Regions from separate parts of the Homo sapiens genome. Here regions 1, 2, 4, 5, 6 and 7 are each linked to region 3. Evidence: chromatin contacts called from ENCODE Hi-C or POLR2A ChIA-PET data. All regions are on one chromosome and are shown on one strand. Each heading gives the region's core, a stretch centred on a gene start or an enhancer-like site at or near the end of the contact. The rest is flanking DNA. Distances are from core to core; before and after follow the strand shown. Region 1 has its middle 26 kb from the start of DYM-AS1. Region 2 holds the start of EPG5 (ectopic P-granules 5 autophagy tethering factor). Region 3 holds the start of SMAD2 (SMAD family member 2). Region 4 holds the start of ACAA2 (acetyl-CoA acyltransferase 2). Region 5 holds the start of ARK2N (arkadia (RNF111) N-terminal like PKA signaling regulator 2N). Region 6 has its middle 25 kb from the start of SMAD7. Region 7 overlaps SMAD7 (SMAD family member 7).

Region 1 (3,484 bases), core at 106-2,605, 1.1 Mb before region 3:
GCAGTGGCTCACGCCCGTAATTCCAACACTTTGGGAGGCCCAGACGGGTGGATCACTTGAGGTCAGGAGTTCGAGACCAGCTTGGCCAACATGGTAAAACCCTGTCTCTACGAAAAATACAAAAATTAGCTGGGTGGGCTGGCACATACTTGTAGTCCCAACTACTCGGGAGGCTGAGGCACAAGAATCGCTTGAACCTGGTAGGTGGAGGTTGCAGTGAGCGGAGATCGAGCCACTGCACTCCAGCCAGGGCGACAGAGCAAGACTCTGTCTCAAAAAAAAAAAGTCATGAAACCAGAAAGTCAAATGGTGGTTGCCAGGGACCGGGGGGTAGGGAAGAGGAGTTGTTTAATGGGAACAGAGTTTCAGTTTGGTGAGATGAGAAAGTTCTGGTGAGATGAGAAAGTTCTGGAGATTTGTCACATGGCAAGGTGAACAAAGTTAACACCACTGAACTGAACACTTAAAAATGGTTATGAAGGTAAATTTTATATTATGTGCTTTTTACCGCAATTAAAAACAAAAATAAATATAAACTGACCAATGAACAAATTATAAAATCTTATTTTAGTGGATAGCCTGTGTTTGCTTGTTTAGGGGCTTAGAGCTCTATTTTTACTGATACACACACTGACTTCATTATATTTTCAAAACCCAACAAGCAGGTCACCTCCATTCTCATCGGCCAGCACCTTCTCCCACCGCAGCCCTGTTCTAGCATCCCACGGCCTCTCGAGATCTTACGTCTTCCCCAGCACCCTGGAAGGGCCCTGGGCAGAGCACAGGGCTAAGACCTGATGCCTGGCCGAGGGTCTTGGAGCCTGAGGACTGTTGGCTCCTGCAGGACAGGCAGCTCTGCTCAAGCCAGGAGAGGAATGTCAGAGCCCAGAGGGTGCCCAGGGCCCCTGAGACGCTTGCCAAAAGGGAAAAGCTCAGCAGCTGGTCAGGGAGGGGACGCTGGGCAGGAGTCCCTTGGCTCTCAACCTTGGCTGCACACTAGAATCTCACGGTTACATCAGAATCAGGATATTTTAAAGCACCCTAGGTGGTTCCAGCATGGAGCCGAGGCTGAGAACCACTGCTCTAGAGAATGGGATGGAAGGGTGTCCCCACGGGGCTCAGGACTGGGCCTGTTGTCAGTGGGAGGTCTGGCTCGGGGCCAGGACACCCTCCCAGCCTCCACCCCAAGGCTGGTGAGCGCAGCTCTCAGCCGCACCTGACCTTAGTCAAGAACTGGCAGGCAGGCACCAAGGGTCCCGCCTGGAATTCCAAGGCAGTCACGCATTCCCCACCACCCTGGGAGCCAGGGGTGTTACATCATGTCCAGGGCCCTGAGTCACTACGGATGTCTCTCCTGATGGCCACAGAAAAGCAAGCACCCAGCAGGAGGGAGGAAGCTGTGAGCACAGCCCCACGCCCACGTCCCCTCTCAGAGCAGCCCCATAAACAGGACCAAGCTATTTTAGGGGAAGAAGATCAAATGTGGGGATCAGTTCCCCCAGCTACTTTTGACTCAGTCCTTCAGGCTATTTCTGTGAGGGCGCAGGCTGGTGTCACCCCGCGTCACCAAGCACTCTGGGCCTGAAATTAAATGTGTCTGCTGGAAGAATGAGTGTGAATTCCTATAGGATAGATGGTTGCCTGGCAACACAGTGTCACGGCCAAAACATGGGCCAGGGCAGGATGGGCGCGGGAGACACTCAGGTTTGCAAAGTGCCAACTCAAGCCTGTGACAGTCTCAAGGGTCTCTGAGACTCAAGAAACTGATATTTGCCCAGGACGCCTGTGGACCTTTAATCACAACGAAAGAGGGTAGAGTGTGGAGCTGAGCCTTGTGCCTCTGGACACATTACAGCCTGGGCCTCTACCAGGACCCAGCACCGAATTATGATCAGTAATTCTGTATTATTTTCCTGAAGGAGACACTCTTGCAAATTGTGTAAGCTTCAGGGCCCCTCAAAACCTGGAGAATCTTCTGACCCCTTTCCATACCAAAAGAAAAACTTCTACGTGTGAGTATCCAGATAAATTTTATGTAAAATAAACACCCCGGCAATGGAAGGCTCATGGACCAAAGCTTTGGTCAAACACTCAGTTAAAATCAGTTCTGGGTAAATAATTGGGAACTGGCAGGAACTTTAAAATCCACCTAGCTCGTCCCTTTTCTAAGAGAGGGAAATGCAGCTCTGAGAGGTAAGGCGGCGCTGCCCCCCTTAGAGGGTTTTCAGCAGCGCCTCCCATCTCTGCAGGTCCCTGGAGCTGGCAAGAAGGGGAATTGACCTATGATTAGTTTTGAAAACGTGCCTGGGAGGTGAAAGACACAGGGTGCAATGTGGCATTTTTATTATTCTTGTGATGTCATCACTTTGAGAAGCTTATCTATACACACATCTCCCCACCCAAACAACAAAGTCAGCTTCAAAAAAGAAAGCCCTGAAGCAAGCTGTTTGTTTCATGAGTTGCTTAGCAAGCCAGAGGCATCTGCTCTCCAGATTCTAAAACTGTAGGTGTCGTGGGCCGCAGAGGCTCCCAGGTCTTGCTGGCCCTGGCCTGCCCTCCCCAGGGCAGCCAGGCCGCAGCAGTGTCTGGGGGGGTAGGGTCAGTTCAGGGTGGTGCCCAGGAGGAGGAGAAGGCCTAAGCCAAGACAAGCCTCAAAGCCTCCTCTTCTCTAGCGCTGGCCCTGCCCCACTGACTTCCAGAAACCTCTGCCAGCCTCCCTGCCTTTGCTCCCAATTCACCCGTCCTCCAGAAGTGAGACCTGGAAAGAATTGCAGAGGTCATTCCATTGTAGCAGCTTTTCAGGTGGAGCCTTGAGGCTCTGATGTGCTCGGGGTCTGCGGACCATGGGCTGCTGACCTCTCATGCATGCTTGGGGGTTTTTTGGGTTTTTGTTGTTGGTTTTTTTTTTTTTCTGAGTCAGGGTCTCACTCTGTCACCCAGGCTGGAGTGCAGTGGTGTGATCTCAGCTCACTGCAACCTCCGCCTTCTGGGTTCAAGTGATTCTCTTGCCTTAGCCTCCTGAGTAGCTGGGATTACAGGCGCCTGCCACCGCGCCCGGCTAATTTTTGTACTTTTAGTAGAGACGGGGTTTCACCATGTTGGCCAGGCTGGTCTCAAACTCCTGACCTCAGGTGATCCACCCGCCTCGGCCTCCCAAAGTACTGGGATTACAGGTGTGAGCCACCGTGCCTGGCCACCCTTGTGTTTTTCTGAATCACCAGTCTTTTCTCCTGAAATATCACTGCCCTAGGTCCTGTTCCTGTGGGGATTGGCTGGGCCAGTGGTTTTCAAAATGTGGCTCCTAGACCAGCAGCCTCAGCCTTGTCTGGAAACTTCTGAAACAAGCAAATTCTCAGGTCCCACCCCAGACACCTGCTGGTTGGGAACTCCGGGGCTGTGACCAGCCTTCTGTGTTAACAAGCACCTCAGGCGATTCTGAGGCACCTACAGCTTGGGCACCTTTCTCTAGACAGAAGCTCTATGA
Region 2 (3,438 bases), core at 529-3,028, 2.0 Mb after region 3:
TGCTTCCCAACTAAACTGTAAAACATGCAAATTGAGAGTAGGGTCAGTTGTGTTTTGCTGACCAAGTAGTGGGTAGCACATAGAGAACTTTAAATGTCATAAATGACTTAAACTGGGAGAGGTCAGAGAGCAAGGGTATTCCAGACTGGGAGAAATATCAGCAAAAGTTATGGATAGTAATGGTGGTATAAAGATTTTGTTTATATTGGCCAACTCTTTGCAGGTGATAACTTTATATACATGCACACACACACACACACACACACACACACACACACACCAGGACATACAAAGTACATGTATATTCTGAGTAGCTTAATAATTTTTGTTGTTGAGGATTTGGGAACAAAATACACGAAATTGTATTATATACTCAATTAAAATATCATCACAAACAAGCAAACTGCATCTCTGAAGTCTTTTCCATTTTTCATGCCATATTGCTGGATTTTTTATTCTAGGGTATGCTACAGGTGGGTGGATGGTCTTTTTCCTCCCTCCCATACACTCCATTTCCTTTTCTTCTTTTTCTTTTCTTTTCTTTTTTTTGAGATGGGAGTTTCGCTCTTGTTGCCCAGGCTGGAGGGCAATGGTGCGATCTCGGCTCACTGCAACCTCCGCCTCCCAGGTTCAATTCTCCTGCCTCAGCCTCCCGAGTAGCTGGAATTACAGGCGTCCACCACCATGCCCGGCGACTTTTTTGTATTTTTAGTAGAGTTGGGGTTTCACCATGTTGCCCAGGCTGGTCTTGAACTCCTGACCTCAGGTGATCCACCCGCCTCGGCCTCCCAGAGTGCTGGGATTACAGGCGTGAGCCACTGCGCCTGGCCCACTCCATTTCAACGATCTTACCCCACCGCCAGACAAAACTCATACTCATTTGTGTGATTCACGAAATATTTATTTAGTATCTACTATGTGCTACTACGTGCAGTGTTCTAAAGACCCTTGGATACATCAGGCAACAAAATTAAGAACCCTGCCTTTGAGGATCTTACATTCTGGGAGGATTGACAGACACTAACAATAAGGATACAAGCAAATCACAGAAATCCTAGAGCTGGGAAGGGAAGATGTGGACAAGTTTTTCACATCTGGAAATTTCAAATGAAGCACACTGTAAAATGTATACTAAGAATACTTTTACGGATCTTATTTATCTTGTTACCTGTTTGCCTGTCCTTTTAGGAGCACATGTCTTTTTTCCAGTCTGGGAATTTGTACAGTAATGATAATTAATAACTACCATGTACCGACATGCCTGCCGCTACCAGGCACCTTTCTGGGAGAGCCCATTAAATTCTCATGACATCCGAAAAGGCAGGTGTGATCATTCCCCTTTACAAAAGAGGACGCCGAAGTGCACACCCCGATGGGCGTCAGGGTTTCTTCCTTGCGCGCAGTGCGGATTTAGGCTAACCGACTGGATCTGGTTTATCTGAAGATGAAAAAAAAGAATGGCAAACCCACTTTCCGGATTTCTTCAAGCCGACGCGGGTGAGGTGTGCGAGCGCGCCCGGGATCCGCACTGAGTGAGGTTCCGCAGAGCCGGGAGACGGAGGAGGTGGGTCAGCCTGGGTCGCTGCCCTTGTCCAGCGCAACCCAAGACACCTGCGCGCCGGGTGGAGCCAGGGCTAGGGGTGGGGCCTGGGCTCCGGGAAGGGGGCGGGCCTGCCTTCCTCCAGTGCAAATGCGTCCTGGAGTGGTTTGTCCTACGTTGCGGCCCGTAGAGGCGCCGACTCACCGCCTCTTCTCCGGGAGTGGCGGAGATTCGATCATGTGACAGTCCGGAGGCCAGAACCGGGCAGGTTGCTTGAAGCGCAGGGGTTTGACAAAAACAAACGGTGACGGCGCCGCGGAAGGGTCTATGGCCGAGGCGGTGAAGCCCCAGCGCCGGGCCAAGGCCAAGGCCAGCCGGACTAAAACAAAGGTGAGGATCTCCCCCACCCTCCCGAGGCTCTGGCAGTGTGCTGTGTCTCCTTGCTCCTCTCTTCGGCCTCCCCAGCCAATTCTACTCCCGTTCCCTGAGCCCTCTGCATCTTCCGCCTCCACCTTCCAATATTTGATCCCACCACCCGTTGACACCGGCCCTTCTCCTCCATTCCTTCTCCATATCCCCCTGCCACACTCTGTCAGGACCCCATTTTTCCTTCTCCCTCCTGTGACTTCACTGGCCTCTTCCTTTTCTGCTCTCTTGGCTTTCCTCACCTGGGTCTGGTTTCCTGCCGTGAAATAATTTTTCTCTTTCCAGCCCCATCGTTGACTCTCTCTTTACTCTTTTATATCCTAGAACATTTTTAGTCCCTGCCATGCATAAAGAGGGAATGTTCCCCTCCTCCACGCGGAGAAGGTACCTTTGGCAGAACTTTATAAGTAGACTAGTGCTGTGCCATTTCTGATCACTTTGAAAGTTCAAGATGATAGTAGTGCTGCCTCTGTTTATTTCTTATTGTCTTGATTGTTTATAAGGGGCATGAATGGCTAGAAATTAACCCAGGGCGGGACTCACACAGTAGGGAAGTGTTTGAATTTTCTGAGTTTCCTGTATTAGACTACATGTGGTATTAGAGTGATTTTAAGTTGATTTGTTTATAAGTGCAGTCTGGATTTTCATTTTATTATAGTACATATATACACATATATACATATGTACACATATATACATATATACGTACATATATACATATGTGTGTGTGTATATATATGTATATGTATTTTTTTTTTTTTTTTTGAGACAGAGTCTTGCTCTGTCGCCCAGGCCGGAGTGCAGTGGCGCGATCTCGGCTCACTGCAAGCTCCGCCTCCCAGGTTCACGCCATTCTCCTGCCTCAGCCTCCCTCCCGAGTAGCTGGGACTACAGGCGCCTGCCACCACGCCCGGCTAATTTTTTGTATTTTTAGTAGAGACGGGGTTTCACCGTGTTAGCCAGGATGGTCTCGATCTCCTGACCTCGTGATCCGCCCGCCTCGGCCTCCCAAAGTGCTGAGATTACAGGCGTGAGCCACCGCGCCCAGCCTATGTTTTGTTTTGTTTTTGTTTTTGTTTTGATATGGAGTCTCGCTCTGTCGTCCAGGCTGGAGTGCAATCTCGGCGGAGTGCAATCTCGGCTCACCGCAACCTCCGCCTCCCGGGTTCAAGCGACTCTCCTGCCTCAGCCTCCCGAGTAACTGGGATTACAGGCATGCGCCACCACACACGGCTAATTTTGTATTTTTAGTAGAGACGGGGTTTCTCCTTGTTGGTCAGGCTGGCCTCAAACTCCTGACCTCAGGTGATCCGCCCATCTTGGCCTCCCAAAGTGCCCGGATTACAGGCGTGAGCCACCGCGCCCACCCTATTTATATATATTTTCTAAGATGAACAGATTAAATGCTGCTCCCGCATGGCCAGACCTCATAATTTTGGCTTACCTGAAACAGAGTTTACATTTGGGAAATA
Region 3 (3,050 bases), core at 231-2,730:
TTCTAGTCTTGTCTCTGGCACCTGTGTGAAACCTAAGTTTCTTTTCAACTTTAGTTCTACGGTACTCCCTGCCTGTGTCACAGTGGGTGCATAGTAAACACCTGATGTGATTAGTTGGGCTCAATATTTTGTCAGCAGAGGCTTGGGTGTTCCTAAGGGTAACCGCAACAAGGTTTTCCCTGGGTGCAGTTATGTTCTGGGCAGCCGTAAGTTTAGGGCCTTGCTGCCTCCTGTAGGGCAGATGTGCAAGTTGGGGCCTAATCGTCGCAACAGTGGAGAAAAGGGGAAGGGAAGATATCCCAGCCATTAAGGGACATCGTGACAGATGTTTCTTTTAGACTTCACAAAGACCCTTCGGGACATGGATTATTGATATCATTTTTACTGAAGACGGAACCAAAATTTAGGTTAAACACTTATACCTGGCATCCCCTACCCGGGCCCTAAGTGCTCTCCAAAGACCCCACCTCTGGGCTTATTTACATCGCGAACCCGCCCTCGTTCAGCAACACGAGGGCCCCGCCCGCTCATTTGCATAGGGCGCGCCCAGTCACGGGCCGGGTCCTCGGGCTTCTCCCGAACCCCTTTTCTCTCTCAGGCGCGTCCTCCGCGCTGCGCGGGGCCTCCCCGTGGGATGAGCACGTGTCCGCTGCCGGCCTCACGACGGACGGTGGACGAGGCGGCAGGCCCCTACAGGCCCCACCCACGACGCTGGCGAGGGATCGGGCGGTCACCGGGAATCGTCTTAATGCGCGGCAAGGCGCGGGCCTCTCCCTCTCCGCCCGTGAGCCCCGGTGGGAGCGCGCCGGCGCCCAACTCAAGCGAAACCGCGGGCGTCCCGCCCCGCCCGGCCGCGCCCCGCCTCGCCTCACGCTAGACTGGGGAGGCGGGACCAATCAGCGAGCGACGTCTCCCTTCCGATTCGAGGCCCCCGATGCGCGGCTCACACCCCGAGCTTCCCTCGTGCTGATTGGCTGCGGGCGCCGCCGGTCCGGCCGGGAGGCGGGGCGGGCCGTAGGCAAAGGGAGGTGGGGAGGCGGTGGCCGGCGACTCCCCGCGCCCCGCTCGCCCCCCGGCCCTTCCCGCGGTGCTCGGCCTCGTTCCTTTCCTCCTCCGCTCCCTCCGTCTTCCATACCCGCCCCGCGCGGCTTTCGGCCGGCGTGCCTCGCGCCCTAACGGGCGGCTGGAGGCGCCAATCAGCGGGCGGCAGGGTGCCAGCCCCGGGGCTGCGCCGGCGAATCGGCGGGGCCCGCGGCCCAGGGTGGCAGGCGGGTCTACCCGCGCGGCCGCGGCGGCGGAGAAGCAGCTCGCCAGCCAGCAGCCCGCCAGCCGCCGGGAGGTGGGTGCGTGGCGCCGCGGCGGCCGGCGGCCGAGGGCGGAGGGCGGAAGCGGAGGTGGGCTGGCGGGGGAGGGCGCGGCCGTGCGGGCGGCCGGTAGGGCTGCGGGCGCGCGCCTGAGGGGAGGAGGGGCAGCGCGGGCGCGCGCGTCCTCACCCCCTCCTTCCCCGCGGGCGGCGGCCAGGCTCCCTCCCCTCCCCTTCCCTCTCCTCCCCTCCCCTCCCCTCTCTTCCCCTACCCTCCCGCGCGCCCGGGCCGCCGGCCGGGCCCGGGCCTGGGGGCGGGGCGGGAAGACGGCGGCCGGGAGTGTTTTCAGTTCCGCCTCCAATCGCCCATTCCCCTCTTCCCCTCCCAGCCCCCTCCATCCCATCGGAAGAGGAAGGAACAAAAGGTCCCGGACCCCCCGGATCTGACGGGGCGGGACCTGGCGCCACCTTGCAGGTAAAGCCTGGGCGCCCGCGGGCCTCCAGCTAGGGAAGTGTTTGCGTGCGTCCGCGGCCGGGGCGATGGGCCGTGTCACATGGCCGCTGCGGGTGGGGGCTGGGGTGTGGTGAGTTCGGGGGCTGTGGGTGCGCCGGCCCGGGCGTGCGGGTTCGGGGCCGGAGAGCCGGGAAGGGACGGGGCTCGGTTGCACTGCGCTGCCGCCCAGGCTGACGGGGGCGGGGGCTGCCTGCGTCCCTTCCCCTCGCTGCTCTCACACTCCATAGTTTGTGGTTCTGATTTTTAAAGCCGAAGGGCCAGAGCTCTTGTTTCAGGAGTTGTGGGGAAGCCTTGTTAGGGACGCGTAATACTTTGCCTCCACTTTTTTTTTTTGGTCTCGTAACCTTTGTTAACAGTGGTAGTCTCGGGTTTTCCATGGCTTGTGTGTACTCACAAACACGCACACAGCTGATAACTCTGTGATCATCCTTCACTCACTTGTGAAAGTTGTTCTGCGGGTGGAGCCTATTAGTTTTTATCACACGCCTTTGGAAAGCCCTCGAAGTGATTTCTCGTATTTCAAACTTGGTTTTTAAAATTGCAACTTACTTTGTTCTCTTGGAGGGGGATATTGTCTTTGGGTCAGGTACTTTTGTCTTTTACTTATCCTTAAAATGTCCTTTTGATCCTAAACAGAAAAAGAATGCCTGGGTTGGTTTTGTTATTCCTTTCTCTTGACCCTTTAAAAGCAAAATACCACCAGTGTGTTGTCAACCATACCTTTAAAAAAGAAATTTCCAGGTAAAACGAATTTGCAAGCAGCATTTTCCATCAAAGTCATGTCTTGTTTGTTGCAATTTGGACTATCTTAAATTTGGGTTTGTGAAACTTTTAAAACGACATGTGTAAAATAATTGTTAATAAATAAATAACTTGGAATAATTACATCTTTTTAGAAATGGTCTTTGAAATGTGATTTAATTTCCAAAATTCTTTTTCTCTCTTCTGACTTCATATGAATTGAACCTGATAGTTTCGTATGAATGAATCGCTGATAGGATGTTTTCCTTGAGCCTAGTAATAAATTTGCTCTTATTATGCTGAAAATTTGCTATTCTACTTTAACACCCTTTAAAAAGTTTCCATCTTACAGAGAAGTTAGTCAAATAGTTAAATGGAGTTTCAACAGTTTTAATACATGAATTAGTGAAGCAGATGAAGCAGAGATGGGAGAAGTAATTTAAAATGGGCTTCATAAATGTACCATAGTTTGAGGGTATTTAAAAAATTTGC
Region 4 (3,348 bases), core at 105-2,604, 1.9 Mb before region 3:
TTTGATTGCGTGGATATTTTGCCTTAAAAAGAACTGTAAATGAATAATGTGTGCTGATGTGTTCATGGGTGTAGAGTACTAAGGTCTGCATTAAAAAGATAAGATGGTTTGATGGAAGAACAGGTGGATAGCAATATAGCAAAATGTTAACAATTGGGTCGATATGTGTCCACTGTACAAGTCTTCCCACTTTTCTGTAAGTTTGTAAGTTTTCATAATACAAATTTGGATTTAAAAACACCCCAACATTGCAAGAGTGTCACCAAAGTGTTTGAAAAGCAGGATTCTAGGGGGGGCATTCGCTGACGACTCAGAGAAACCGTCCATGCCACCCACCACCCCTACGCACTCAAAAGAAGCCCTCGCTAGGCAGCCCGGCCCTCCGAGCCCTGGTATCGAGGGGCTCTCCGCCTCTCCCCTGCCGCGGCCGCCTCCTGCTTGCCCGGCCTCAGTCTGTTCTCAGAACATACTCCATCACCTGGTTCCCAGAACTCAGATTGCGCAGTGGTCTCGTCATCATCGGCCAGGACTCACAGTGCCCGCGGCAGAGGCCTCCCTAGACCTCCCTCCCGTCCAGCCTCACCCGCTGCCTACTCTCCTCACGCCCCTGCTCCAGGTCCCCTGGCCCCATTTCGCTCGCCACGTTTTCATAATCCTCTCAGGCTCCGGGCAAGCGGCGCCGCCCGCAATGGGACCTGATCATATAAGGAAAATACTGCGGGCTCATCCGGGGGCTGCAATGGGGACCCGAAAGCGCCCTAGCCTACTACAATCACCGCACCCCAACTGCCGCCCACCTCTCTGCCCTGCCCCCAGTACAGTACCCAAAACCGGTCCGGGTCCAGCTCGGCGGCCCAAGCCTCTGCCCAGCGGACTGCGCACCCGCCCGCCCCAGCCAATCCCGCCGCCGCCGCCGCGCCCCGCCCACAGGACGTTCGGTCCCGCCCCCAGCTGGCGGCCGCGGCCGCCCGCGCGCCAAGTTCCTCAGCCCTTGGCTCCTGCCCAGTGTTTAGGGTGTTGGCGGAGACAAAGGGGAAGAGTCATCGCCTGTCGGGGCTAGGATATGATGGGTGAGAGGTGTCAAACCAAATTCTCTCGGTTTGGAAACGGAGAAAATCTAAAAATGAGGATGTGAGGAAAGAGTCCGCTCTCAAGGCGCGTTGTGGTCTATCCGAGCCCCGTCCCCTGGGCTCCCTCGGGCTGGGGTGAGGCGGGCAGCGCTACGCGTGGGGTAGGACCATCTTACGCTGGGACCCCGCCAAGGAGCCCCAGGAAGTAGGTGAAAGGGCAGGGGCGTGGCTCTCGGGGCGCCACCCACGCTCTTGAAATCTGGGTGATTGCGAGCGGCCGCTCAGCGTCCCCCACACCACAGACCCGCGCCGCCGACGACCCAGCAGCCGCCATGGCTCTGCTCCGAGGTGAGCGCAGCCCCCTCCTCCTCTCCTCGCCCCTCGGGGTCCTGCCCTCCCCAGGCCAGGCCTCCGCTTCCGGCCGCCGCGGAGAGTCGGGGTCGTGGGGTGAAGTTCACTCAACCTCCTCGGTTTTGGAGCGGACGTGATAAAAACCCAGCCCGAAAGGCTTGTTTGGGTTAAGGAGAAAACCCTTACTTGTAAGGCGCTAGCGACAGCGATTTCGGTGCAATTTCCTGTTTAGTTGAGACCAAAGTTTGCTTGCATGTGACCTTGGAGGTCATTCCTTTCTTCGCCTAACAGTGACCCCACTAGTTCGAGTCCAAGTATTAGAAAAAATGGGGCGGCGCCATAGGCCGCGGGCGCCTGCTGCGGGGCAGCTGCGCACAGGAGCCCGCCGCTCGGCCTCGGTGGTCAGGGCTCCCCGGGTGAATCGATGGAGAGGCCTGCAGAAATGGTAGCTGGTGTTCTGCTGGAAGACCTGCCCTGCTCCCATTTCCCTTCTGTTGCTTTAGATTAGAGCGGTCACTCTATACCTAAGTTCTAGGGTTATGAACTTGTTTAAAACAACTGTGTAATAAACTCCCTTTTCAAAACAAGTGGGCACAGTCAATGGAATCTTACTTTAAGGATGTACGAGTCGAAGAACATTGAGGTGGAATACATATCGAGGCCCTGAGACAGGAAAAAGCTTGGCAGGATCTAAGAACCAAGCATTTTGGTGCTCCAGGGCCCTGTGGGCTCTGTAAGAAGGTGGGGTTTTGTTCCAAATTCAGTGGAAGGCAATACAGGGATTTAAAGCGGGGTAATGACAGGATCTGATTTCCACTCTGTCCGAATTTGGGGCGGTCTGTGTAATGGCGAAGAGACCATTTAAGGATCTATTGTAGAGGTCCAGGGAGCAGCAAATGATGGCTTTGACTCGTGTGGGGCAGTGTAATTGGGGAGAAAAGGGGAGGGATGAGTTGAGATAGATTTGGAGGTGGATTTGATAGAAAGTGGATTGGATGTGGTGGAGTAAATATAAGAAGGAAATGTCGAGAATGATGAAAAGTGTCTGGTTTGATGAACCGTGTTCATGATGATGCCACTTTACAGAGTGAGGAAAATTGGGAAAGGAATAGATGTGGAAAGAAGGATTGAGAATTCAGTTTTAGGCAGAAAACTTTTTGGTGCCTGTGAAGCAGCCAAGTGGAGATGCCAGCTAAGCATTGGTTAGGGGGATCTGAAAGTGAGAAGAACCAAAGTGGCATGGGAACAAATCAAGGGAAAAATCCGTATTCTGGGACCAAATGCAGTGTTTACAGTTTCCTGCAACGTGGATTTCATTTGCCAGTGCCCTTCCTGACTGAATTTACTACATTTACTTCATAAAGCAGCGTGGTGAATTTTTTTTAGACGAGGCATTTACACTTCATTTAAAAGGTGCATTGTCATGAGCTATCTTCTAAAAAAGGAAATAATATTTTTACTGATATCATTTTAATATTTTATCAGTGGTTCTTACCCTTTCTTATAATACAGACCTGTTTGAAAATTTCACAAATACTATAAACCCAAAAAGGAAAAAAATGCACATTGACACCTGTATTAAGGAAGTATAAAGTTTATAAATTTCTGGTACAATTTACTGTAGTGTTAGAGCTAGTGATCGTATTTTTTTCCATTTCCTTATTGTAGCAATTAGGAGGACACTCATGTCGAGAGAGGTAAAGTGGTTGTGTATAATAACACAGGTAGTTAGTGGCTGTGACTAGAACCCAAGCTTTGAGCTTGAAATAGTGATGTTACAGGCCAGCTAGAATCATTAAAGATAAACTTCTCTCAAGCAGCATACCAAGTGTTTGCAGGATGGGTGGGAAGAAAGAAGAGCATGTGACTGATTATAGGGAAAAGGACACATTTGAGTTAAATTTTGTTAAGGATTAACATTAATTTG
Region 5 (3,110 bases), core at 483-2,982, 1.8 Mb after region 3:
ACTTTGGGAAGCCAAGGCGGGCAGATCACGAGGTCAGGAGGTCAAGACCAGCTTGGCCAACGTGGTAAAACCCCGTCTCTACTAAAAATACAAAAATTAGCTGGGCGTGGTGGCGCGTGCCCGTAATCCCAGCTACTCGGGAGGCTGAGGCAGGATAACTGCTTGAACCATGTGTTTTTTTTTTTTTTGTCCTGAGACTCCTCAGGACATCAGGCAGTAACTATCAATTGTAGGCCTCTAAAAATGCTTGTTAAACCAAAAGGCAATGCTCTGATTACTGGAGGAATCTAGATTGCCAAGATCAGCAAAACTACATTAGAAAGTTAATAGCTTCCATCCTTAAAATATCCCAAGAGAAGAAAGGGAGTGATTCTGTTAGCATGTACCCAATACTACACAATAAAAGCCTAAGCAAAATTGGCAGATGTTTTTGTAATTAAGAGGTCCAACCTTGACGAAGTATCATCAGTAGGATTTTAATTCTACTGGGTAAGAGGATTCAGAAAGCAAAAGGTCAGGCAAAAAACGAAAAACCCATCCAAACAGAAACTGCTCAAGGATCTGGTAGGGCTCGTACCGATGTTCTCTACTTCAACCTGTGAGCATCAATTTTGTGATGGGGGCTGCCGGGGACGGGGGTCGGGGCGGGGGGGTGGACAATTTTAAAGTGAGAATGAATGGCTTGCGTAAAGGCGATAGTCTTTAACACGGGTTCGTCAGTGTACATCCTCGCCGGTTTTGAAATAAAGTTGACAAACTCCCCAGAAGCGGTCTATTTTGGAGACTGACACATCTCTCGCATTGACTGGAGGCGCCTGCCGACCGAAGGTAGTGGAAGCGCCGAGAGGCAGGCGGCGCCAAGCCTATAAGAAAGCCTTTTCTCCCTCCACCAAGGCCACTGCGGCCGCGGCGCCGGAGCTCTCCGCTGCAGGGGCAGGTGTCGGCGCCAGACCCCCTACTCTCGGAGCTGGCGGAGTTGCCGCCACTGCTTCCCCCGCGGGCCTAGGAGCCGGAAAGTTGCGTGAAGACAACTCCAGGGCCGTGAAGTCGCTTCCCCCCGCAGCCCGGGGACTGCGGCACCTCCAGCCTCCCCTCAGCACCCCCGGAAAAGGACTCGCCTCAACCCGGCCCCAGCGTCTGGGGGCTTGGAGTGCCGGAGCCAACTCCGCCGGGCCGGGAGGACGCTAGGGTCACCAACGGCGGACGAGCAAGGAGGTCGGAGAGGTGCGATGCCCCAGCGTCAGCCGGCAATCCAGGCTGCGAGTTCCCGGCGCCCACCAGCCAGGCCCGCTAGGACCCCAGCGTCCGGACGCCGCAGAGCCCTCACCGCGGCCCGCAGCCCTCCGATTCGCCCCGACCCCTCCCTGGGACGCAACCCGGGCCCCCCAACTCGACCAGTAGCCAGGCCGCGGCCCTGCGCCCCTTCCCGCCTCACCTGCGCTCCGCGGCGACTCCGTGCCTTCTCGCTCGCTTCGCGCGCGCCCCGTCGGGGCACGCACCGAACCCCCGGCCGGGACTCTTCCCCGCTGCGGTGACTCAGGACGCGACGGCCACCGCCGCCTTCTCCTCCTCGGAACAAGCCCCGGCAGCGAGCAGTGGGTCGCGGTCAGAGCCCCTGCCGGGACCAAAGTGAACCTCGCCGCCTCCGCAGCCTCTACCACCAAGTCCCTTCAGTCGTCCGCGCCGCCCCCAAGAAAATGTCACCAGAGGCCGTTCCGCTGGGCGCCTCACTTCCGCCCGGAAACACAGAGCCCGCGTCGGCCGGCTAGAGAGGCAGCTGCGCCGGAGACCTCTGGAGACTGGCGCCCGAGGCCCGAGAAAAGCCAGACAGCGCCATCTGGCGCGATGGAACCCGCGCTCCTCCCGCTGCAGACCGCGGGGCGTGAAGGCGCCGGCTCCCCGGGCTTCTTTCCCGCGCTCCCTCCTTCTGTTGAGACCGTCACCTTCCCGAAATGTCTTTCCCGGGGGGTGGGAAAGCCACTCAATGCAAGCCAAGGACAATGCCTTCAGCAAAGGACAGCGCTCCCTTTTCTGTGCGCTGCTCAGTACTCACCCCCTCCTGAAGCCCTTCCGAAAGCAGCTTGCGGTGTCTGAATCCCAGAGTCGCTCCAGCGGAGAGCCCGTGCCCTTCTCTCCCCGCTTTTTCGCGGATGCCGATAGCTGGGCTCGGGGAGACTCGGCTGAGCTCTTCTCGGGCAGCGGCACCAATATCTGCTCAAGTTTCTGTCCGGGCACCTTGCAGGCCTTGCAGATCGACCGCCACCTGCTGGTGGGACGTGGCCCGCTGGGGAGACCCCGCTCTGCCCCGAATTCCGCCTCTGCAGTCGCCCTCCGATTTGCAGTCAGCCCTGGGGAGGGTGGGGGAAACGAGGTGGACCCGAACCCCGAAGAAGGGGAGGAGGGCGCAGGCCCACTGGCGGGTGGAGCGTTTCCCAAGGAGGAGCAGGAGATGCTGAAGACATATCTCAAGACTCAAGATCTGGCCAAGGACCCGCGCTCCCCCAAAGCAAAGCAGTGTTTTGAGAAGAAAAATAATAATAATAAAGCTTTGAGGAGGAAAATGTAAACGGTCTTTACCTTTACAGAGCTGTGCTGGAACCTCGGATGAGACCCGTCAAGAGGAGATTCTGAAAATCTCACACCACTGGGTCCGCACTCCCCTAAATATCAGTCTCCCCCTTCAGACCAGGCCCCTTAGTTCCCCCACTTCACTCATTTTTTCTGACTGCCTACAGGAGTGCGAGTTTTTCATCCCCAACTACAAGAATAAATTAAGAAAAGAAAATAATTTTATTATACCAGGCACCTTGCATTTAAATGGGTTAAATCCACTGAATCCTCATTACAACTCATAACAACCCTATGAGTTGGATGGCGTTACTAGTCCCAAATTGCAAAGGTGGAAACTGAGGGACAGAGTGACCTGCCCAAGATGACACATCCAAGTAAGTGGCAGTGTTGGATTCCAACACAGGCAGAGCTTACTTTCTTAACCACAGCCACCAACTGCCTCACTGAGAATCACAGAGAACGTAGTGTGTGCTAGCTAAGTAGTTTATCCGTGTATGTTATTTCACTCGTTCATTCATTTATTTACTTTCTGCTACCTG
Region 6 (3,516 bases), core at 589-3,088, 1.0 Mb before region 3:
CCCCCACCGCAAGACAACCAATACTTTTGGTGGACTAGGGACTACATTTGTCTCTTCTAGGGTTTTCCATAAATGGGGGCCACACCATATGTATCCTTTTGTGTTTGGCTTCTTCACTCAGCATAATAATGTATGTGGGGTTTACTCAGCTTCGCCCGTCAGTAGTCTGATCCCTTTTATGCCTGCAGAACAGAACCAGGAAGAGGTGGCCTCTCCGCCGCTGTGCCTCCTCAGAACCTGCTGTGGCTTCTGAGCAGCGGTGGCTTCAGTGCTGGGCACACTGGGCCTGGCCCACAGGAAGGGCTCAAGTTCGTTGCGAGCAAATTGACTGAACCCTTGATATTCGGGAAAACACAAATTGCCTAAACTAGGCGGGGAGTCATTTCATTGCTTTTCTTTTCTTTTCTTTTCTTTTTTTTTTTTGAGACGGAGTCTCGCTTTGTCGCCCAGGCTGGAGTGCAATGGCGCCATCTCGGCTCACTACAACCTCCTTCTCCCGGGTTCTACTGATTCTCGTGCCTCAGCCTCTCAAGTAGCTGGGATTACAGGCATGCGCCACATGCACGGCCAATTTCTTTCCCCCCCCCCCTTTTTTTTTTGTATTTTTAATAGAGACAGGGTTTCACCATGTTTGCCAGGCTGGTCTTGAACTCCTAACCTCAGGTGATCCCCCAGCCTGGGCCTCCCAAAGTGCTGCGATTACAGGCGTGAGCCACCTAACCGGCCCATTTCATTGTTTTTCAAGCAGTCCCACCAGCGTGGAGAGGAAGGGGTAAAATTTAAATACGATGAAGAGGAAAGGACGGCTTAAGATAAAGAGCTTGGGCTGACGAGGGAATAGTCCCAGGGTTCAATTATCCAGCAGAGCGCGGCCTCCCCACGCCCGCCCACCGGGGATAATTAAAAGCCGGACGCCTCGGTCCCTTCCCCAGGGAGGCGGCGGCGCTCCGCGTGTGAAACGGCGCTCAGAAATGAACGGCGACACAGTGGCTTCATTGTTCGGCGGCGGGGGAAACTGAGGCCGGAGGGCGGCCGCCGGGTGACTGGAGGCTGGGTCACCACGTGAGTCAGAGGCGCAGACGGGCAAGATTGCTGTCATTAAGGTTTACAGGTCTGCAGCCGCCGCCGCGGCTGTGCGGCCCGAGCCGCGCCCGGCCCGGGTCTCGCTCGGCCACCCCGCCTCGGCGCCTCGAGCGCAACTGCGGGTGGCTCGGCCACCGCGGGGGGCTGGAGAGGTGACCCCGACGGTCTCCGCCCGCCCTGCGCTCCTCTGCCGCCGCCGCCGCCGCCCCGCTCCCGCGGGCCCGCCCTCTGACAGCGCCCGCTGAGGGCCAAGCCTGGCGGCTGGAACCTGAGCCCCGGGGTGGCTGCCACCCCCGCCCGGCCTCTACCTGCGCCACCCGCGCGGCGCCCCGGGAGGCGGCGCGAGCTCTGGGAGCGCGGCGCCGGGAAGACGGCATACGGCCCGGCCCTCGCCGCCGCCCGGCGCCTCCGCTGCGCGCGCGCCCGCCGCCCCGCCCCCCACTCCTGGGCGCGCGCACCTCGCTTCTCCCGAGGCCGCGGGGTCCCGGTTGCGCGCCCGGCCCGCCCGCCCCTTCCCCCTGCCTCCCCGGCCTCGCGTCGCCACCCGGCTGAGTCACGGGCCGCGCACACTGCACGTCTGACTGCACGGGCCCCTCGGGCCTGCACCTCCGCGGCCCGGAAGGGACGGAAGCCCCGCGTCCCCACCCCCACCCCGGGAGGGTCCCTGCGGCAGTTACGGGGGAGCAGCGATAGCTGCCCTGGAGGTCGCATTCCCACCCGGCCCCCGAGTTCTCCGGGAGAACTCCCCCGCAGCCTCGGCGGCATCGCCTCCTCCAATCTCCCCAGGAATCGTGTTTCCCCCAACCCTGCCTCCGTGCGCGCCGGGGTGGCGGCGGGATCCCGGTGCCGCCACCCCTCGGCCCCTCCGCCGCCGTGCGGGACCGCGATGGGGGAGGGGACAGGCCCGGTTTCGGTGAGGGGGCTGGGGTCGGCCACGCCCTCTTCCCTGGCCCCAGGGTGGGGGCCGCGAGGATGGCGGGGTCACCGGGCTGAACTCGCGCCTGTCTGACCTGCGGGGGTGTAGGCGGTGTGGACTGTGGACTGGAAGACGTCCTTAAATTTTTAAAAATAGTCTTGCCGTATGGAGAAGAACACTGGAACCTTTAAGTCCGCATCCCCTCGCCCGATTCGGCTCGTCTTAGTCCAGAGTGTAACTCCAAACATACTTATTAAGAAACTGTTGCTTTATTTTGACTCGTTTACATAAAATTTCCACTTTGGGGGGGATGGCGGTGGGCTTGTGGATTCCCTAAAATAACTTTTAATGGAGCGAAGCCTTCCATTATGGGAAGCGCCTAGACGCGGAGAGGCGTCTGGGGGCCTGGGTTGCCGTCACAGCCCTGCCACCAGCTGGCTGAGCGACCGGGGCACGTCGCTGCCCCCTCTGCCCGTGTTAGGAGAGTGGCCGCGGCGGGGCGACTGCACGAGCTGCCCCTAGGATTGAAAGACAGAGGCTGTCTCTCCTTAACTTGCTTTGATCCTGCAGAGAAGCAAAATGGAGTGAGATTAAAAATAAAGAAGATGCAAGCAGTTTGCTTTTCTGAATGGTGTGCCTTCCGCCCCGCTCCAGTTGTATTTATCATGCAGACAAGGTCAAGGTAACCTTCACGGTCTGGCCAGTTCCATTAAGTACAGAGTGCCCTTTCACTAGGAGGAGACCTCCATTGAGAACTTTACTTCCCACATCACTCGGGAACCTTCAGGGCTTTGAAGGCTCCTACTCCAAAGGGTCAGGAGGGGAGAGGCCCGGAGGGAATGCGAAGAGAGACTTTTCACAAAGGGAGAGAAGAATGAAGGTGAACAGGTGATGTCGACTTGATGTGTGACATTTAGGGATTCATAAACGGTTTATGGTCCTGTCCCAGGAGGCCCTGCCCTCCCCACCCCCATGGCTCCGAGGGGCTGAGTAATGTGGACACCCCGAGGTAGCGAGGTAGCGCAGCTAGGAGACTTTACTGCCTGGTCCTGCGCTCTGCTAACCTGCCTGCTTCCTTCCTCCCTCCCCTCTGCTCTGCCAGGGTGGGTAGGGGGGTGAGTGGAACAGAGCCCACAGGGATGCTGTTTCACAAAGCTAGTGTCAGGGTCCCCTCCCACCGCCCCCCAGCAGCACACACGTGCATTAGCATGTCTGTGATGGGTGAGAGGCAGCTGCAGGGAATCGCAAGGTTAATTTAAAATGATGGAGTGGTGGGAAGAATGAAAGGCCACGATTAGAGCTCAACTTTGAAAGAAGGCAGGGGAACAATTACTTTAAAAGGTTTTAATTGGTCCTGTTCTGAAGAACTCACTCCTCCTTTGCTAAAACCCTAGGCCAGCTCAGACCTGCATTTCTGGATTGCCCAAGTGCCTCCCTGTTTTTCCCCTTTGAACAGTAATTCTCAGAGTGAATGCCTCCACTGCCCTCTCTCCGTAGCCTTCTCGGTTTTGGTATAT
Region 7 (3,208 bases), core at 600-3,099, 1.0 Mb before region 3:
TAATTCGAGATGGAGTTTTGCTCTGTCGCCCAGGCTGGAGTGCAATGGCAGGATCTCGAGTCACTGCAACCTCTGCCTCCTGGATTCAAGGGACTCTCCTGCCTCAGCCTCTGAGTAGTTGGATTGCAGGCGTGCACCACCACGCCCGGCTAATTTGTGTACTTTTTTGTAGAGAGAGGGTTTTGCCATGTTGGTCAGGCTGGTCTTGAACTCCTGACCTCAGGTGATCCGCCCGCCTTGGCCTCCCAAAGTGCTGGGATTCCAGGCATGAGCCACTGCGCCCGGCCTCTTTGCTCCTTTATTATTGTTGTTACTGTGTCATAATTCCTTGCAGAATTATGATGGCCAGGCTGGTCTTTACTTCCTTCGGTCCAGGCCTTGAACTCGGAGCAGCACTCTCAAAGCAGTTGTCTTCACCTGGCAGAAGAAAAAAAAGGTGTAAAGTGCTGGTTCCTGGACTTGCTCGCACACTAAAATCCCTCGGGATTCAGCTTCCCAGATAACTTTCTTGCTTCTTTGTAGAGACATTTGAGAGAAAACTATTATTAACTATACATGGTCCACTGTTTTGCTTTGCTGTCATGAATGGGATTGTAAAAGGGACCCATGGGACCGGGTTTCCTTTTGGGACGATGAAAATGTTCTGGAACTGTAGAGTGGTGATGGTTGCACAGTTCACCGAATGTATTCAATGCCATTGGTGGCACATTTTAAGTTATGTGTATTTTACCACAAGTTTGACCAAAAAATGGCCAGCGGTAGGTTTTAAATACATGTAGATACTTGGATAATCTATAAGGAACAGTGATTGTGGAGAGTAAAATTGGAGAGACTTCTGTTAGTTGCCTAGGACCTGATGATGGTAGACACTTGTTTTGGTGGCAGCCCTGAGGTCACATGGGAAGTACATTGATGGACCAGGGAGCAAGGCTGGTAGCCTGCCTGGGATCTCGTGTGTGTGTGTGTGGTGTGTGTGTGTGTGTGTGTGTGTGTGTGTGTGTGTGTGTTTTGAGATGGAGTCTCACTCTGTCACCCTGGCTGGAGGGCAGTGGCGTGATCTCGGCTCACTACAACCTCCACCTCCTGGGTTCAAGCCATTCTCATGCGTCAGTATCCCTAGCAGCTGGGATTACAGGCGTGCCACACCATGCCTGGCTAATTTTTTTCTAGTAGAAAGGGCGTTTCACCATGTTGGCCAGACTGGTCTCGAACTCCTAACCTCAAGTGATCCTCCCGACTTAGCCTCCCAAAGTGCTGGGATTATAGGCGTGTACCACCACGCCTGGCCTTCTGCTGTGTGTTACCTGAGCAAGCAGACACATCTGTGCTGATCCTTCGACCTTCCTTTTTTCTTCGTGGGTTCCAGAAATGAGAGACAGGAAAGTTCCCTCTGGTTTGATTCCCGGCCTGACTTTTCTGCTGGGGGAAGTGAATATGCTTGTTCTCACTCTGCGGGGTCCCCCTGGCCTGCCCATCCCAGTGACTGCGAACCAGGATGGTGCCAGGGTTGGCTCCAAAAGCTGGTGATCCAGACCCTTCCTGGGCCCCTGGAGACCCCAGTCCCTGTGATGTCCTTGCCCAAGTTCTAGGGCTGCAGTGGCCGTAGGTGACTGGCCCGGGCACCCTCCCTTTGCGGGAGCCTCGTGAAAGGATACTGTAAGCACAGCCACAGGGAGGTCACCACTGGCCCTACCACCTCTCGCTCGGTATTGAATGGCTAGCCCCAAGCCTGGCTGCCTGCCTACTGTCACACAGAGGCTTCCTCTCCGGGCTATTTTCAGCGGGAAGATATTATTAACTGCTGAGGCACAGTTCTCAATTTAGTGGTTAACACACCAAGAAAGCAACACTCACCTGATCCCGGCCACTCTACCTAAACCTGTTGGCTCACTTGGGGGACTCGGCTGCCCCCCAGCCTCTCTGTTTCTCTCTGTGGGTTCACCTGGGAGATGTGGGCTTCCACTCCCGTGGAAGGTGCCCCGTGGATTCAGTATCTGCTAGAGAGAGAACCAGGCTTCTTACGAAGCCAACTCTTAAAAGGTGTAGAAAATGATCGTATTTATACTCTAAGATGGGGACATTTTTTGATAGGGGTGGGCACTGGCTGGGAAAAGGGACTTTCAGCGGTGTTGAGGACAGTTATTTAAAACAGGGTGATAACTTTCACCTTGTAAGTTAACAGGAAATATTGGGACAAGACAGGAAATTGCATCATCTTTTTTTTTGAGAATAACTCCAGAGAAAAGTGGTTCGTGAAAGGTAGTGGCTGAGAAACGGCTAGCCTGTTTTCTGTTTTGTGTTTTTTTTTTCTTCCCTTCCACTCCCACGAGAACATGTAGGCCATTTTCTTTAAGAAAGAGGCTGTTTGAGAACTTTATGTTATTTTTATTATTTAAAAAAATATTTTACCAGAAGGGTCACCTTCAGTTGAAATGTTAACTGCCGCCTTATTTCCCATTTTACTAAAGAATCTTTCATGACTTTTTCAGCTTCCTTCCCCAAATGGTAAGGCCAAGCAGCTCTTGGCTGGAAGCTAATTTTGGTTTGGCTGGGGAGTCCTCAACACTGAGCCCCACCCAGTGTCATTAGCTCAGTTTTAACTTGCAAAAAAAAGATTGTATTTTTTTTTTTGATGGGGGGTACGTAAGAATTTACTCACGCCTTTAGCCTTTTTACCCACCCCCGGTACTGCCTTCCCCTAACAGAGGCACCTGGCACTTAGCCGCCGGGAACTCAGGGCTGCCTTCGTGTTTTCAAGCCACCGTGTCCCCCTCATCCTGCAGGAGTTCTGTAACTTTCCTGAGACTATTTCTAGGGTGCTAGTGAGGAGTGGAGGGGAAATGGGTCTCGGAGCTGCCCTGGTACAGCTGTGTCCAGTAACGGTGCTGTGCTTTGGAGGAAGGAGTGATATGGTTCACCTAGAAGCATCTCCCAGAGAGGGGGCTTATCACAGCCCTACAGTGGTGCAGATAAGGTCCAGTTCCATTTTTTGTCTCTGGGTTTCTAAATCCCCTCTTTGTTGATGTCATTGTTCTAATGACACAGGGCATGGGACAGTGCCCCGGCCCGTGCTGCCAAGGAGCCGTCTTTAGGACAGAGACCAGAAAGAAAGAGACCTGTGTGTGTGGCTGGCCCGCTCTCCACTCACGCTCACCCCCACCCTCCCAGCTTTTTCCTTAGCGTGCTTTGTTTTGTTTTCATAACACAA

The links. Hi-C counts contacts between places; a loop is a spot of excess contacts on that map. ChIA-PET counts read pairs that join two places held with the same protein, here RNA polymerase II (POLR2A). Pooled maps may share reads with other maps.
Region 1: a pooled map shows a loop between it and region 3 (2.1-fold over the local background). The contact joins the enhancer-like site here to the promoter of SMAD2 in region 3. A Hi-C loop is called at or near these places in 1 of 50 pooled maps. POLR2A ChIA-PET finds 5 or more read pairs at or near these places in 2 of 52 experiments (WTC11 and activated T-cell).
Region 2: a map of naive thymus-derived CD4-positive, alpha-beta T cell shows a loop between it and region 3 (5-fold over the local background). The contact joins the promoter of EPG5 here to the promoter of SMAD2 in region 3. A Hi-C loop is called at or near these places in 1 of 168 maps with a recorded cell type or tissue (naive thymus-derived CD4-positive, alpha-beta T cell), 1 of 37 single-sample maps with no recorded cell type and 11 of 50 pooled maps.
Region 4: a map of ascending aorta shows a loop between it and region 3 (13-fold over the local background). The contact joins the promoter of ACAA2 here to the promoter of SMAD2 in region 3. A Hi-C loop is called at or near these places in 4 of 168 maps with a recorded cell type or tissue (CD8-positive, alpha-beta T cell, ascending aorta, gastrocnemius medialis and 1 more), 1 of 37 single-sample maps with no recorded cell type and 18 of 50 pooled maps. POLR2A ChIA-PET finds 5 or more read pairs at or near these places in 1 of 52 experiments (activated CD4-positive, alpha-beta T cell).
Region 5: a loop to region 3 is called in a map of B cell, with 6 times the contacts of the local background. The contact joins the promoter of ARK2N here to the promoter of SMAD2 in region 3. A Hi-C loop is called at or near these places in 2 of 168 maps with a recorded cell type or tissue (B cell and naive thymus-derived CD4-positive, alpha-beta T cell) and 11 of 50 pooled maps.
Region 6: a loop to region 3 is called in a pooled map, with 3 times the contacts of the local background. The contact joins the enhancer-like site here to the promoter of SMAD2 in region 3. A Hi-C loop is called at or near these places in 1 of 50 pooled maps. POLR2A ChIA-PET finds 5 or more read pairs at or near these places in 2 of 52 experiments (WTC11 and activated CD4-positive, alpha-beta T cell).
Region 7: a pooled map shows a loop between it and region 3 (10-fold over the local background). The contact joins the enhancer-like site here to the promoter of SMAD2 in region 3. A Hi-C loop is called at or near these places in 4 of 37 single-sample maps with no recorded cell type and 14 of 50 pooled maps. POLR2A ChIA-PET finds 5 or more read pairs at or near these places in 1 of 52 experiments (activated CD4-positive, alpha-beta T cell).

Annotation. Positions count from the first base shown.
Region 1 is chr18:48,996,147-48,999,630 of GRCh38, reverse strand. No RefSeq gene overlaps it. Among named protein-coding and RNA genes, the nearest start is that of DYM-AS1, 26 kb to the left of the region's middle. RefSeq lists enhancers at 2,417-3,115, 3,473-3,484. Within about 2 kb of position 1,355, at least 24 of the 41 ENCODE cell types and tissues checked have a DNase peak (open chromatin) inside an H3K27ac peak, as active enhancers do.
Region 2 is chr18:45,965,669-45,969,106 of GRCh38, reverse strand. It overlaps EPG5 (ectopic P-granules 5 autophagy tethering factor), which reads left to right and starts at 1,778. Exons shown (of 44, transcript NM_020964.3): 1 at 1,778-1,930. The coding sequence starts at 1,868. RefSeq lists an enhancer at 1,518-2,019.
Region 3 is chr18:47,929,089-47,932,138 of GRCh38, reverse strand. It overlaps SMAD2 (SMAD family member 2), which reads left to right and starts at 1,480. Exons shown (of 11, transcript NM_005901.6): 1 at 1,480-1,778. RefSeq lists silencers at 562-1,491, 1,522-2,051.
Region 4 is chr18:49,811,539-49,814,886 of GRCh38, reverse strand. It overlaps ACAA2 (acetyl-CoA acyltransferase 2), which reads left to right and starts at 1,354. Exons shown (of 10, transcript NM_006111.3): 1 at 1,354-1,418. The coding sequence starts at 1,403. SNHG22 (small nucleolar RNA host gene 22) reads right to left here and starts at 864. Exons shown (of 4, transcript NR_117096.1): 1 at 825-864. It also overlaps SCARNA17. RefSeq lists silencers at 842-1,011, 1,254-1,548, 1,442-1,561.
Region 5 is chr18:46,172,656-46,175,765 of GRCh38, reverse strand. ARK2N (arkadia (RNF111) N-terminal like PKA signaling regulator 2N) reads right to left here and starts at 1,732. Exons shown (of 5, transcript NM_145055.5): 1 at 1,436-1,732. RefSeq lists enhancers at 719-848, 1,449-1,498, 1,529-1,788, 2,109-2,158.
Region 6 is chr18:48,973,958-48,977,473 of GRCh38, reverse strand. No RefSeq gene overlaps it. Among named protein-coding and RNA genes, the nearest start is that of SMAD7, 25 kb to the right of the region's middle. RefSeq lists silencers at 1,070-1,189, 1,220-1,519, 1,620-1,739. Within about 2 kb of position 1,838, at least 24 of the 41 ENCODE cell types and tissues checked have a DNase peak (open chromatin) inside an H3K27ac peak, as active enhancers do.
Region 7 is chr18:48,933,877-48,937,084 of GRCh38, reverse strand. The region is part of intron 3 of SMAD7 (SMAD family member 7); the gene reads left to right. Among named protein-coding and RNA genes, the nearest start is that of SMAD7, 15 kb to the left of the region's middle. RefSeq lists an enhancer at 1,838-1,907. Within about 2 kb of position 1,849, at least 24 of the 41 ENCODE cell types and tissues checked have a DNase peak (open chromatin) inside an H3K27ac peak, as active enhancers do.